Linked DNA regions of Homo sapiens: region 1 is linked to region 2. The links are chromatin contacts, found by Hi-C or POLR2A ChIA-PET in ENCODE. All regions are on one chromosome and are shown on one strand. Each heading gives the region's core, a stretch centred on a gene start or an enhancer-like site at or near the end of the contact. The rest is flanking DNA. Distances are from core to core; before and after follow the strand shown.

The links. Hi-C counts contacts between places; a loop is a spot of excess contacts on that map. ChIA-PET counts read pairs that join two places held with the same protein, here RNA polymerase II (POLR2A). Pooled maps may share reads with other maps.
Region 1: a pooled map shows a loop between it and region 2 (2.1-fold over the local background). The contact joins two enhancer-like sites. A Hi-C loop is called at or near these places in 2 of 50 pooled maps. POLR2A ChIA-PET finds 5 or more read pairs at or near these places in 2 of 52 experiments (Caco-2 and Panc1).

What each region holds. Positions count from the first base shown.
Region 1 is chr17:3,907,548-3,913,897 of GRCh38, forward strand. All of the region lies in intron 1 of P2RX1 (purinergic receptor P2X 1), which reads right to left. Among named protein-coding and RNA genes, the nearest start is that of P2RX1, 5.7 kb to the right of the region's middle. RefSeq lists enhancers at 3,677-3,726, 4,107-4,176. Within about 2 kb of position 3,869, at least 10 of the 41 ENCODE cell types and tissues checked have a DNase peak (open chromatin) inside an H3K27ac peak, as active enhancers do.
Region 2 is chr17:3,813,434-3,819,901 of GRCh38, forward strand. NCBP3 (nuclear cap binding subunit 3) reads right to left here. Exons shown (of 13, transcript NM_001114118.3): 10 at 4,830-5,139; 11 at 2,683-2,837; 12 at 889-1,050. Among named protein-coding and RNA genes, the nearest start is that of ITGAE, 15 kb to the left of the region's middle. Within about 2 kb of position 3,560, at least 2 of the 41 ENCODE cell types and tissues checked have a DNase peak (open chromatin) inside an H3K27ac peak, as active enhancers do.

The DNA.
Region 1 (6,350 bases), core at 2,619-5,118, 94 kb after region 2:
GCCCCAGGGAGGCCACCCACCAATGTCCTCTTCTTTCTTCTCATGGCCCACCCACCTCTTCTCTAAGCCCCCTCTCACCTTGGCACTGGGGCCAAGTCACATGCTCCCGAAGCCTAAGCTTGGTCACTGCTGTCCCCTGCAGGTCCCAGATAGCAACAGGTGGAGGCATGACAAAGGCCTCTGATCCTCAGTGTCCTGAGTCTGTCACGCTGCCTCCAGCCCCATCAGGGAGAGCAAGAGCATTGCCCATCCCCCCACTGGCCTCCTTGGGCCCCTTCCTCCAGGAGGGCCTCTGGTTCTGTGTCCAAGCCAGAAGGAGCTGATGCAGGGGGGAGGAGGAGTTTCTCCTTGTCCTGGGCCCCTCTGCAGGACAGGCCACTGACCTCCCTCTCGGCACCTTCAGCCCCAACAGCTTAGCAACGTTTCTATCTTTGCCCAAAACGAACTTTCTACCTTTTCCCAAGAGACAGGGAAGCTGAGGCCTGCAGGAGTGGCGGTCTCAAGTGTCCCCATGCTTGAGGCACCCAGCCCAGGACTCAGCCCACCTCCACTGAGCAACACTGGCTTCGACGTGTCTCCCAGGAGGCAGAGCACAGAGGGGAAACAGAGCCACCTGGAGCCCACAAGCCGGGGCTGATGCACCTTGGAGCTGCCGGTCTTGAGGTCGAAGGGAAAGGTCGGTCAGATCTGGCATTCATGACCTCAACTCTGGTGATAATAGAATGACTATGGGCTGGGCGCGGTGGCTCATGCCTGTAATCTCAGCACTTTGGGAGGCCAAGGCAGGTGGATCACCTGAGGTCAGGAGTTCAAGACCAGCTTGGCCAACATGGTGAAACCCCAACTCTACTAAAAATACAAAAACTAGCCGGGCATGGTGGTGGCGGGCACCTGTAATCCCGCTACTTGGGAGGCTGAGGCAGAGACTCACTTGAACCTCAGAGGCGGAGGTTGCAGTGAGCCAAGATTGCACTCTGCACCCCAGCCTAGGCGACAAGAGTGAGACTCCGTCTCAAAAAAACAAAAAATAATAATAGAATGACTATGGTGCCAGGCCTGCTCCTCCAAAGCCATGCCTTGATCTGGCCTTATTGTCACCACCCTGGGAAGACAACCAAGAGGGCCTGATGTCAGACACAGGCATCTTCAGAAGCCTCTCCCCTTCCAGAAATAACCCTCACCATGCTTTCTACCTCGTCATCAGCAATCCCCCATCCTGGGGCTCTCCAATGGCCTTCTCAAGGAAGAGGCCACAGGGTGGAGTGGCTGAGGGTCAGGTGCCAGCCCTGCTGCTCCCCAGCTGTGTGGCTTCAGGCTAGAGACTACACCTCTCTGAGCCCTGGTTTTCTCAATAAAACAGAGGTGACGCCACCTACCTCAAAGGCGCTGCTTATTCATTAAGTGTTTAGTGAGGCTCTGCTACAAACTCAGCCTGGGCCCCAGGAGACAGAAGCATCTAGGTAAGTGTTTGGGGGAAGCTTCTATGAGTTCTTTTTTTTTTGAGATGGAGTCTCAGTCTGTTGCCCAGGCTGGAGTGCGGTGGCACGATCTTGGCTCACTGCAACCTCCACCTCCCGGGTTCAAGCAATTCTCCCACCTCAACCTCCCGAGTAGCTGGGACTACGGGCGCGCCCCACCACGCCCGGCTAATTTTTTTTATTTTTAGTAGAGAGAGGGTTTCGCCATGTTGGTCAGGCTGGTCTGGAACTCCTGACCTCGTGATCCGCCCGCCTCGGCCTCCCAAGGTGCTGGGATTACAGGCGGGAGCCACCGCGCCCGGCCTCTATGAGTTCTTAAGGAAATTAGCACAGTGCCTGGCACTCAGTGGGCACATATAATGAAAACCTCCCATTTTCACTGTTCTCCGTTCCTCCTTCACAAATTCCTCTTTCAATGTTGATCCGCCCCCATTCCCTGAGTGAGCTGCCTCAGACACGCTGTGTCCCCAGAATTCTATCTCCAGACTGCACTCTCCCCTGAGATTCAATTCCACACATTCAATCATTCAACAAACATGAGCCGGGTGTGGTGGCTCAGGCCTGCAATTCTAGCACTTTGGGAGGCTGAGAGGGGAGGATCACCTGAGGCCAGGAGTTAGAGACCAGCCTGGGCAACATAGTAACACGCTGTCTCTACTAAAAAACAAAAACAAACACGTATTTATCCAGCCCCTATTCATGCGCCAAACACTGTTGAACAAAACAAACACAAAAGTGAACAAAACAAACAAAAATCTCGCACCCAAGGGTCTTACACAGATGCTCCTCAAATGACGATGGGGCTATAACCTGATAAACCCATCCTGAGTCAAAAGGCTCTTAATACCCCCAATAAACCCACCATAAAGTCAAAAAATCCTAAGTCAAACCACGCTAAGTCCAGATGCTCCTCAATTTACAATGTGGTGATGTCCTGATAAATTCTTTTTTTTTTTTTTTTTTTTTTGAGACGGAGTCTCGCTCTGTCCCCCAGACTGGAGTGCAATGAGGCGATCTAGGCTCACTGCAACCTCTGCCTCCCGGATTCAAGCGATTTTCCTGCCTCAGCCTCCTGAGGAGCTGGGATTACAGGCGCACACCAACACGCCTGGCTAATTTTTGTATTTTTAGTATAGACGGGGCTTCACCATGTTGGCCAGGCTGGTCTTGAACTCCTGACCTCAGGTGATCCACCCACCTCTGCCTCCCAAAGTGCTGGGATTACAGGCATGAGCCACTGTGCCCGGCCTACGAAATCTATTTCGTGCCAAGCACTAACCACTATACAGACAGAAATTCAATTGGATCAACCTGAACTCTTCATCTCCCTTTAGAACTTGTTCCCCTGTGTCCTCGTCATGGAGAATGGTGCTGTCCTCACCCTATCACCCAGGCTCAACACCCAGGCAGCATCCTCACAGCCACCCTCCCCATCATGCCCCCACATTCATTGGATCCCCCAGTCCTTCTGGTCCTCCCTCGGCTTTCATCTAAGGACCCAGAAGGGCTGGTTTTGGGAAGGCTGAGACACTGGAGGAGCTGGGACAGGTGCGGGGGCAGCTCTGGCATGGGTTGGGAGGACCGGCCAGGTGGCTGGTGGGACACAGGGTATGGCCATGGGCCACAGGCAGGAGTTGACCAGATGGGGCGTGTGCTGTCAGGGAGCAGCAGCCTTGGGGAGGGGCATGAGCAGACTCCAGGCCTGGGAGGGAATGTGCTCAGAACTGGGGCCCACCCTGAGGCCCCCATGCAACCCGCAGACAAGTCGAGGGGCATCTGGGTTAAGTTCCTTGAGTGCAGGATCTTGGTTTGTTTTGTTCACTTCTGTATTTTTAGTGTCTAGAATAGTGCTTGGCACATAATAGGAACTCAACAAACACTGTGTGTTGAATGACTAACTGAATGTGGAATTGAATCTCAGGCCAACCATTTGTGTTTTTAATTATTTTATTTTTATTGTTCTTTATTTATTTTTGAGACAGGGTGTCACTCTGTCCTCCAGGCTGGAGTGCACTGGTGCAGTCGTGGCTCACTGCAGCCTCAACTTTCCAGGCTCAGGTGATCCTCCCACCTCAGCCTCCTGAGTAGCTGGGACTGACTACAGGCACGCGCCACCACACCTGGGTAATTTTTTTTTTTTTTTTTAGATACAGGGCCTCACTGTGTTGGCCAGGCTGGTCTTGGACCCCTGAGCTGAAGTGATCCGCTCACTTTGGCCTCCCAAAGTGCTGGGTTTACAGGCGTGCACCATGGCACCCGGTCTGTTTTTCTTTCTTTCTTTCTTTCTTTTTTTTTGAATACGTCACCAATCTCTAAAAACCAAGCGGTTTCTTTCATGCATAAATCTCACTTCCCACTTCTCTTGAGACGTCGGAAGCTCTGGCTGTGCCAGGTGTTACGTGCTGCGGCAACAATGGGCAGAAGCTGAGCAGGGGCCGCCCCAGGCGTGAGGCCTGCCGGGGTGACGACATCTGTCACCCGTGCTCACTGCCTCTGCCTTGGGTCCCGCCCCGTCCCCCCTTCCCATCCCTGCGGCCTCTTCACAGCTGTCCTGCCTCCGGTCCCCACGCCCACCCCTGCCTGCTCCAGGCCCTCCCCTGCTAGACATCCTGTCTTGGCTCCCTTCTGCCTGCAGAAGAAATCCGGGCGCCTCAGCCTGGTGTTCAAAGGCCTTCGCCATCGCCCCTGCTCTCCCTTTCACAGCCTCTCCCTTGGGCTCCTTTTATGGCCCCTTCAGCCTAGTCCCAGTGACACCTTCTCTATTCCTCTCCGGCCCCAAGACCTTGGTTCACACTGTGTCCCGACAGGAGAGCCTGGAAGGGTGGGCACGCAACCAGGCTCCTCCAATCAGGGCATTCCGTTTCCTTGACTGCAATGATTGATTGGTTCTGGGGTGGGCACGGGACCCGACCCCGGCCAATAAGAATTGAACCTGAGACTTTTGCTGGAGCTCTGGAGAAGGAGCCACTCTTGTGCCTCGGGAGTGGCTAAACTGGTGAGATGTTAGCTTGGAGCTGCTGGTGGCCGTTTCACCACTGTGAAGACAGAGAACTTGCCTGAGAATGAAGCCTCCACAGAGGAAAGAAGAGCCAGGAAAGGGAGATAGGTCATGGGCAGCTTCTTTTGAGAACCAAGACTGGACCCGCAGGAATTCCTCATCCCCTCTCCCCTCTAAACCTTACTCCTCCTGTGTCTTCATCCTGGAGGATCCAGCCGGGCCTGAAACCCACACTGATTTTTCAGTTACATAAACCACCGGATACCCCCACCTTTCCTTTTATTTATATATTCATTTATTTGTTTGTTTTTTTATTTTTTTTTTTGAGACGGAGTCTCACCCTGTTGCCCAGGCTGGAGTGCAGTGGTGCGATCTCGGCTCACTGCCATCTCCGCCCCCCAAGTTCAATCGATTCTCCTGCTTCAGCCTCCCGAGTAGCTGGGATTACAGGCGTGCGCCACCACACCCAGCTAATTTTTGTATTTTTAGTAGAGATGGGTTTTCACCATGTTGGCTAGGCTGGTCTCAAACTCCTGACCTCAAGTGATCCACCCGCCTTAGCCTCCCAGAGTGCTGGGATTACAGGCGTGAGCCAACGCACCCGGCCCACCCTTCCTTTTAAATCTGTTTGATTAGACTTTTCTCACAGGAACCAAAGGAGTCTGGCTAATTCACCCTCAGTTCCTCCCTCTCCCTCTCTCCATTCCATGTCCCACCTCTGTTCCCCGGCACAGCACCAGGCATGGAGAAGATGCTGCAGAAACGGTCCCTGGATGTGTTTCTCCCCCCAATAATTTCTATCCATCCTTCTCCCTGATTGGTGCACTCTGATCTCCACTTGGAGATCTCAGAACATGTGATTTCAAGAGGTCTGTGTGGAGGCGCAGGGGATGAGTGAGGACTTAGTTGAGAAGAGACCCAGAGGGACTGGAGAGAAAGCTGAGAGCAGGCCAGCCCAGCCCACAGCCCCCAGGTCTTTGCTTATGGCTGGTTCCATCAGTGTGTCACCTCCTCCAGGAAGGCCTCCCTGGCTTCCTCCCCACTGCCTGTACACCACCAGGGACAGAGAGCTCATCAGCTCTTCGGGGAGAGCTCTAACTGAGACCATCTTTTTTTTTTTTTTTTTGAGATGGAGTCTCACTCTGTCACTCAGGCTGGAGTGCAATGGGGCAATCTCAGCTCCACTCTGCCTCCAGGGTTCAAGTGATTCTGCTGCCTCAGCCTCCCAAGTAGCTGGGATTACAGGCGTGCACCACCACACCCAGCTAATTTTTTCTATTTTTAGTAGAGACGGGGTTTCACCATGTTGGCCAGGCTGATCTCAAACTCCTGACCTCAGGTGATCCTCCCACCTCAGCCTCCCAAAGTGTTGGGATGACAGGCATGAGCCACTGTGCCCAGCCTTAACTGAGACCATCTTAACTGGATCTGAGAGGGTCAGCTCAGCTCAGCCTTCTGGTCTCAGGCCCACTCACTGCCTGCACTTGCCCAGGATCTCCTGGAGGAGCATGACTGGCGGAGACCATGGCCTCGGTTTTCCTCCTGAGTCTGTGTTCTTGGCTTCTCAGCCTCCCTGCTCAGCCTCAGTAACTCTGTCCATCTCTGAGTCTCGGGACCTCCCACCCTTCGTCTGAGTTGTGCTCTGGCGTTTGTCCCTCTGTCCAGGTCTGTCTCTGTGTCCACCCATCCCCCACCCAGGCTTTGCCCTGTGTCTGGGACACGGGGGCCTGGCTCTTCTCTCATGCTCCTTTCCATCCCCTGGCAGTGCCCACAGGATCAGACATGAAAGCAAAGCCCTCCTCAGGAAACAGCAAAGTGCTGAGCTGAGTGCACTCTTGGGGGGGGTGGTCCCCTGCAACCCGTGCCCCACGGGC
Region 2 (6,468 bases), core at 2,310-4,809:
CATTTCCCGGGCCGCAGCCCCTGCCCGCAAACGGAAGGGTCTGGACCCAGCACGGGATTCTCACCGTGGGGGGACAGGTCAGGTCCCTCCCTGTCACCAGACACATCAGAATCACCTGAGAGGCCGTTTCCTCCTACTCCTGCCCTTCCCTGCTGAGACACCACCCTGTGTGCCAATCCATTCTGCCAGAAGTAGGCCACTCCCAGATCCCTTCCATTAATTTTTGAAATATATTTTATGAAAATTTAACAATAGAGAAATACGTGTTTAGAATTTTGTAGACGGCCACATTATAAGGCAATTCAAAGTTGTTTTTGTTTTTGTTTTTGAGACAAGGTCTTGCTGTTGCCCAGGCTGAAGTGCAGTGGTGCAGGCGCCCACCACCACGCCCGGCTCATTTTTGTGTTTTTAGTAGAGACAGGGTTTCACCATGTTGGTTAGGCTGGTCTCGAACTCCTGACCTCAAGTGATCCCCCCGTCTCGGCCTCCCAAATTGCTGGGATTACAGGTGTTGAGCCGCTATGCCTGGCCTAAAAGTTTTATTTATAAAGATTATAAAATGTGGCAAACAACTACGATAAAATGCTGTATGAAAAAACTAGGATTTGTATGTGGGCAAAGACCAGAATAGCTCACATGAAACTAAAAAGATTTGTGCCAAACAGAAAGAGCCAGGAGTGTGCTATTTTTTTCTATTTTCTAAGCGTTCCTAACTGTTGGGATGATGCTGATGCTGATGCTGACGATAACTATAATGGAAAAGGAATAATCACTTATATTTGGCGTGGGCTGTTTCTTGCCTTCTGCTAAGAAAGTATTTCTCCAATACACCCACTGTCCTCTGCTCTCACTGAATCCCCATTCCCATCCGTTTTAAGTGTTACCAACCTGATTTCTTCTCCCGAGTATCGGCGTAGAGGCCTTTACTATCCTGCCTGGGAACACCTAGCCTACTATGCACATCAGAAGAGGGCTCTCTCCGAACGACGGGGTTACTACTAAAAGCCTTTTCCGGAGAATGTGGTCTTTTTCCTAACCGCTGGCGTATATCTGAAAAAAGAGAAAAAGTGCACCAGTGACCGTGTGTGTGCTTTATGCTCGGCACCAGCCGCCTGACACCTCTAACGGATCTGGCGCTAACCCCTGCCCCGAGGACACAGGGCCTGACAATCAGGCTGCTAAGTATTCTTCCTTTGTAATCAGTCTGGATTTCCTTAGGAAAATTCGGACATAGGGGCTGTCAGAGGAAAAATCCTCAACTGATTACTCCAGAACTATATTTCTGAAGAAACAACCTTTTTTTTTTTTTCTTTAAGCAGAATCAAGAAGACTAAGTAATTTACAAAAGTTTCAGCGAACAAAAAATCCTGTGAGCTCCTGGAAAGTGGAAGGCACAATCTTTGAACATACAAGTAGTTCCCAATAAACTTATTACATTTAACCAGTAAATATAAAGAGACTGGAAAAGGCAAAGGATCAAATGTGTTTTTCCCTCAATCCCCCCAGAAATCGGCCTGTCCTCTTGAGTTCCCCCTAACCACCACAGCAACAACAGAAACACATTCGTTGGTGAGGCCCTGTGCCGAGGTCTCCTCTCACTTTAGCTTCTCTCAGAGAGCAGCACCCTGGTCTCTGGTCACTGAGACCTGAGCTCCTTTCCTCCAACACTTCCTAGCACTGAGTCTTCCTTCACAAGACTATCCTGTTCTTTATCCATTCTGTCTCCACCGACCTAGTTCAGGCTCTTGTTACTTTTTTAACTCTCTACCCCACCCCACTCCACCCTCAAGTTGTCTTTCTAAAATAGATGTAAGATCAGGTTACTTCTCATGTAAAAAAATCAGGTTTGCCAACAGAGATCCTACCCTCTCCAAGGCCTGGCTCTAATGCTACTTTCTCTAAGAAGTCTTTCACAACTTCCCGAGTAGATCTATGACGGCTCTGCGTCCCCTCCAAAGGCTTCTCACATTCCTAGCACCTAGACCAGGGTCTGGCACATAGCAGGTACGGCTAAAGACCTGCTGAATCAGTGTTTGAACATAGAAATTATCTAGTTCAAACTCTTAACTGTTCAGACAACCACCGAACTTAATTTCTATTATTCTTGTATATAAAGTATACCAGTGTCATACAGAGGAAAATATGGTTGGCCCTCCTCATCCATGGATTCCACATCTATAGATTCAACCAACTGCTGATCGAATACATGTGGAAAAAAAGTAAGACATAAGAGTACAGCAAAAAATAATACAAATTTTACACAACACAGGATAAGAATTTATACCGTATTAGGTATTGTAAATAATCTAGAGATGACTTAAAGTATATGAGAGGATGTGTGTAGGTTATATGCAGATAATATGTCACTTTATATAAGGGACTTAAGCATCAATGGATTTTGGTATCTGTAGGGGGCGGGGAGGGGGTCCTGGAAGCAAGCCCCCAGACATACCAAGGAACAACTGTAATTATTTGGAATAAAAACATTTAAAGCTAGTTTTTCAGAAGTCTGATTATTTTTCATTTCCTCAATTTCCAACACCTAGCCCACAATTTAGACATGATGAACCAGGACAGCTAAATCAGTTCACACATCGCATGTTTTACTCAGGAACCTCTCTCTGCCCCAGTCTGCTTTCCGGAGCTCAGAATCCAGCCAGGAATCCAAGTGAGGAACAGTACCTGATTTAGTACTGCTGACTGGTGGCCGTGGACGGGAGTGCTGACGTTTCTCATCTAATAGATGTCGGACATCTGCAAATTTCTCAGGTGGTAATTTGTTACCAATTCGGTTTTTGATATTGCTTGAAGATACACTATCTGCCCTCATGGAGTTCCTTTAAAAAGGGGGTAGGATGGGGCACAGTTAACCAACTTCAACTGTGAGACAAGACCCAAACAACAATCTCATACTTTGGAGGAAACAATTTAAGAAATCCTGTCTTACATGGCCAACATTCACTTACAAATCCATAAACTTATAATTATTTGCTTATGGAAACCATGATCTGCCTGCTCTAAAGAGACTGGTTCTGGTGAGCAGGTTTTCGAAGGTGGTTTCCACATGTGTATGTGCTATTACACAGCATACAACTACAAGTCCCCCTTTTCTGGGACAAACGTTAAGTAGAGGCCTACAAAGAGATTGGGGCTTCCACTTACACATGCTGTGATGTGGCTGTAGTCAACACACAGTATAGTCTACAGTCTCTCTCTTTAAAGGGCAGACTTCTCTTTCAAAGAGATATGCTATCATGCTAGGTGCCAGCACCGTTCCGGCAGCATTCTCTACCAGAAAGCTCTCTGAAAACCAAAAATAAGAATGTGAACAGGCTCATGCCTGTAATCCCAGCACTTTGGGAAGCTGAGGCGGGCGGATCACGAGGTCAGGAGATCGAGACCATCCTGGCTAACATGGTGAAACCCAGTCTCTACTAAAAATACAAAAAATTAGCTGGGCGTGGTGGCCTGTACTCCCAGCTCCCCGGGAGGCTGAGGCAGGAAAATGCTGTGAACCCAGAAGGCGGAGCTTGCAGTGAGCCGAGATCGTGTTATCGCTCCACTGCACTCCAGGCTGGGCGACAGAGCGAGACTCCGTCTCAAAAAAAAAAAGAACGTGGTGAACAAGGCCATACAAACAAATCAGCTTGAATGGTCTTTTCCCCTCCCCACAAACATACTACGTTACACAGAGCATCCCTAGACTCTAACCCTTAGAACTGTGGATTCTGCCTGCACAGAATCTGCTCACCCCTAGTAGTAATCAAAGACATGCACATTAAAATAACTATTTTTTTTTTGTTCATGAAACTAGCTAGCATTAGAAAGAATGGTAATAGCTAAGGCTGGTGAGCTTGTAGGTAACAGGTGGTAATGTGAGTGATTAAAACCCTTCTGGGATTAAAACCCTTCTGAGCCCGGGCATGGTGGCTCATGCCTGTAATCCCAGCACTTTGGGAGGCTGAGGCAGGTGGATCACGAGGTCAGGAGATTGAGACCATCCTGGCCAACATGCTGAAACCCGTCTCTACTAAAATTACAAAAAATTAGCCAGGAGTAGTGGCAGGCGCCTGTAGTCCCAGCTACTCGGGAGGCTGAGGCAGGAGAATGGCGTGAACCTGGGAGGCGGAGTTTGCAGTGAGCCGAGATCGCGCCACTGCACTCCAGCCTGGGTGACAGAGCGAGACTCCGTCTCAAAAAAAAAATAAAAACACACAAAAAACCCTTCTGGAAAAAAATAAAGCAATACTTACCATCTTTTTAAACACATATTGTTTTGTGTAATAACTGGACTTTGAGGAATTTATTGAGTTAGTGCAATTGTAAGAAAATAGAAACCTAAAGTCCATCAAAAAGGAATTCGTTAAATAAATCATGATACTTTCAAACAACAGACTATATACAGTTGAAAAAAATAATGTCTACAATATATTAAGTGAAAAATGCACAATGCAAAACTATAAATAGCATAACCTCATCTTTATAAAAAGTATACTTTTATACAAATATATCTACAGCTTTTCCCTGTGCCATACACACACACACACACACACACACAAATAGCTGAAAGGTTATTCGCCAAATTGCTAACAGTAGTTATTGTTGAGAAAGAATGGGAATACAGATGATTTTCACTTTCTATGTTGTCTTTTGTTTTTATAACAAGAATCACTGCTTGTATAGAGGAAATACTGGATGCGTTTATTAAACTCCTACAAGGGACTGAAATCAGAATAGATAAAAGATATTATAAAATTAGGAGGAATTAAGAAGTTATACTAGTATTTAAAATCAAATTAAAAGCTAGCTTTGATAAAACAAATTTTTACCTAATATTTTTCAACTGAGATTCCACTTCGTCAGCATACATAGTCATTTTCATGCTTTTCTTTGGTGAAGGCGTGGAAATCATTTTCAGTTCTAGATCATAGTCCATTTCATCTGAGTCTGAGCTGCTGGCACTGGATCGTCTAGACGCGCTCCGCTCCCGGGGCTGCTTGAGAGCCGGGAGCTCCTCGTGGTACTCTACCACCACTCTGTCATCTGCATCCATGTCCTGGTCTTCTTCTTCCTCTTCCTCTTCCTCCTCCTCCTCCTCTTCCTCCTCTTCAATGGGTTCCTCGGGAACATTCACTAGCCCTGAAGAAATTTAACCAGAAAACATTAGGAAAAGCACTAAAATTAACAAGTATGATTTTCTACTCTACATCGGTGACCTTTTTAAAAGGTGGGGTTCCCATCCCTGACATTTTATTGGAGCACTATCTATAATAGTGCCAAATGGACATTACTCTGATACTGCAACAGGAGGATGGCTAGGTAAAGTATGATGCAGCAGCCTAACCAAATACCATAAAGTCATTTAAAATACAACTGACCTTTATTATTCACAGATTTTGTATTTGCAAATTTACCAAATTTATTTGTAACTCCAAAATGAATACGTGCAATGCTTCCATGGTCATTTGCTGGCACGCACAGAGTGGCAAAAAAATCTGAGTCACCAGGCACACACACTCCCAGTGGAGGTCAAACAAAGCAACACTCCACCTTCCTGTTTCATCTCATGCTGTAAACAAGCGTCTGTTTCAGTCCACCGAGTGGCACATTTTTCACACTTCTGTGCCTGCTGCTAGTGATTTCACTGCTTAAAATGGCCCTGAGTGTCGTGCCGAAGTGCTGCCTAGTGTTCCTAGATGCAAGGGGGCTGTGATGTGCCTTGTGGAAAAATACCATATCAGGTAAGGCATTCAGGCATGAGTTATAGGGCTACTGGCTGTGAACTCAATGTTAACGAATCAACAATGTGTCTTAAATAAGGTGTCTTAAAGAGAAACATATGGGCCCAGCGCGGTGGCTCACGCCTGTAATCCCAGCACTTTGGGAGGCCGAGGTGGGCAGATCACGAGGTCAGGAAATCGAGACCATCCTGGCTAACATGCTAATACCCTGTCTCTACTAAAAAATACAACAAAAATTAGCCGGGCATGGTGGTGTGCGCTTGTAGTCCCAGCTACTCGGGAGGCTGAGGTAGGAGAATGGCGTGAACCCGGGAGGCGGAGGTTGCAGTGAGCCGAGATCGCGCCACTGCACTCCAGCCTGGGCAACAGAGCAAGACTCTGTCTCAAAAAAAAAAAAAAGAGAGAAACATATGTAAAACAAGGTTACATATTGATCAACTGACAAAAATGATGTGGCCAGAGGCTATGTACGATTCAGTATTTGCTACTTCAGTGTTCACAGTGACTTTATAGAACATAAGCACCATGAATAATGAAAATGGAAAAATACAATAAACGAAAGAAGTAGAATATAAAGTACATGTTCCCAAGAGTTATACTATTTATTATGAAAACAAATGGGAAAAATGTAAGATGAACTCAGTCATCATACAGGGTACTAGAAATAGGGGCAATTTGCTTTTTAATTTCCTTAATATGGATATAAAAAGTATATGATGAAAATATT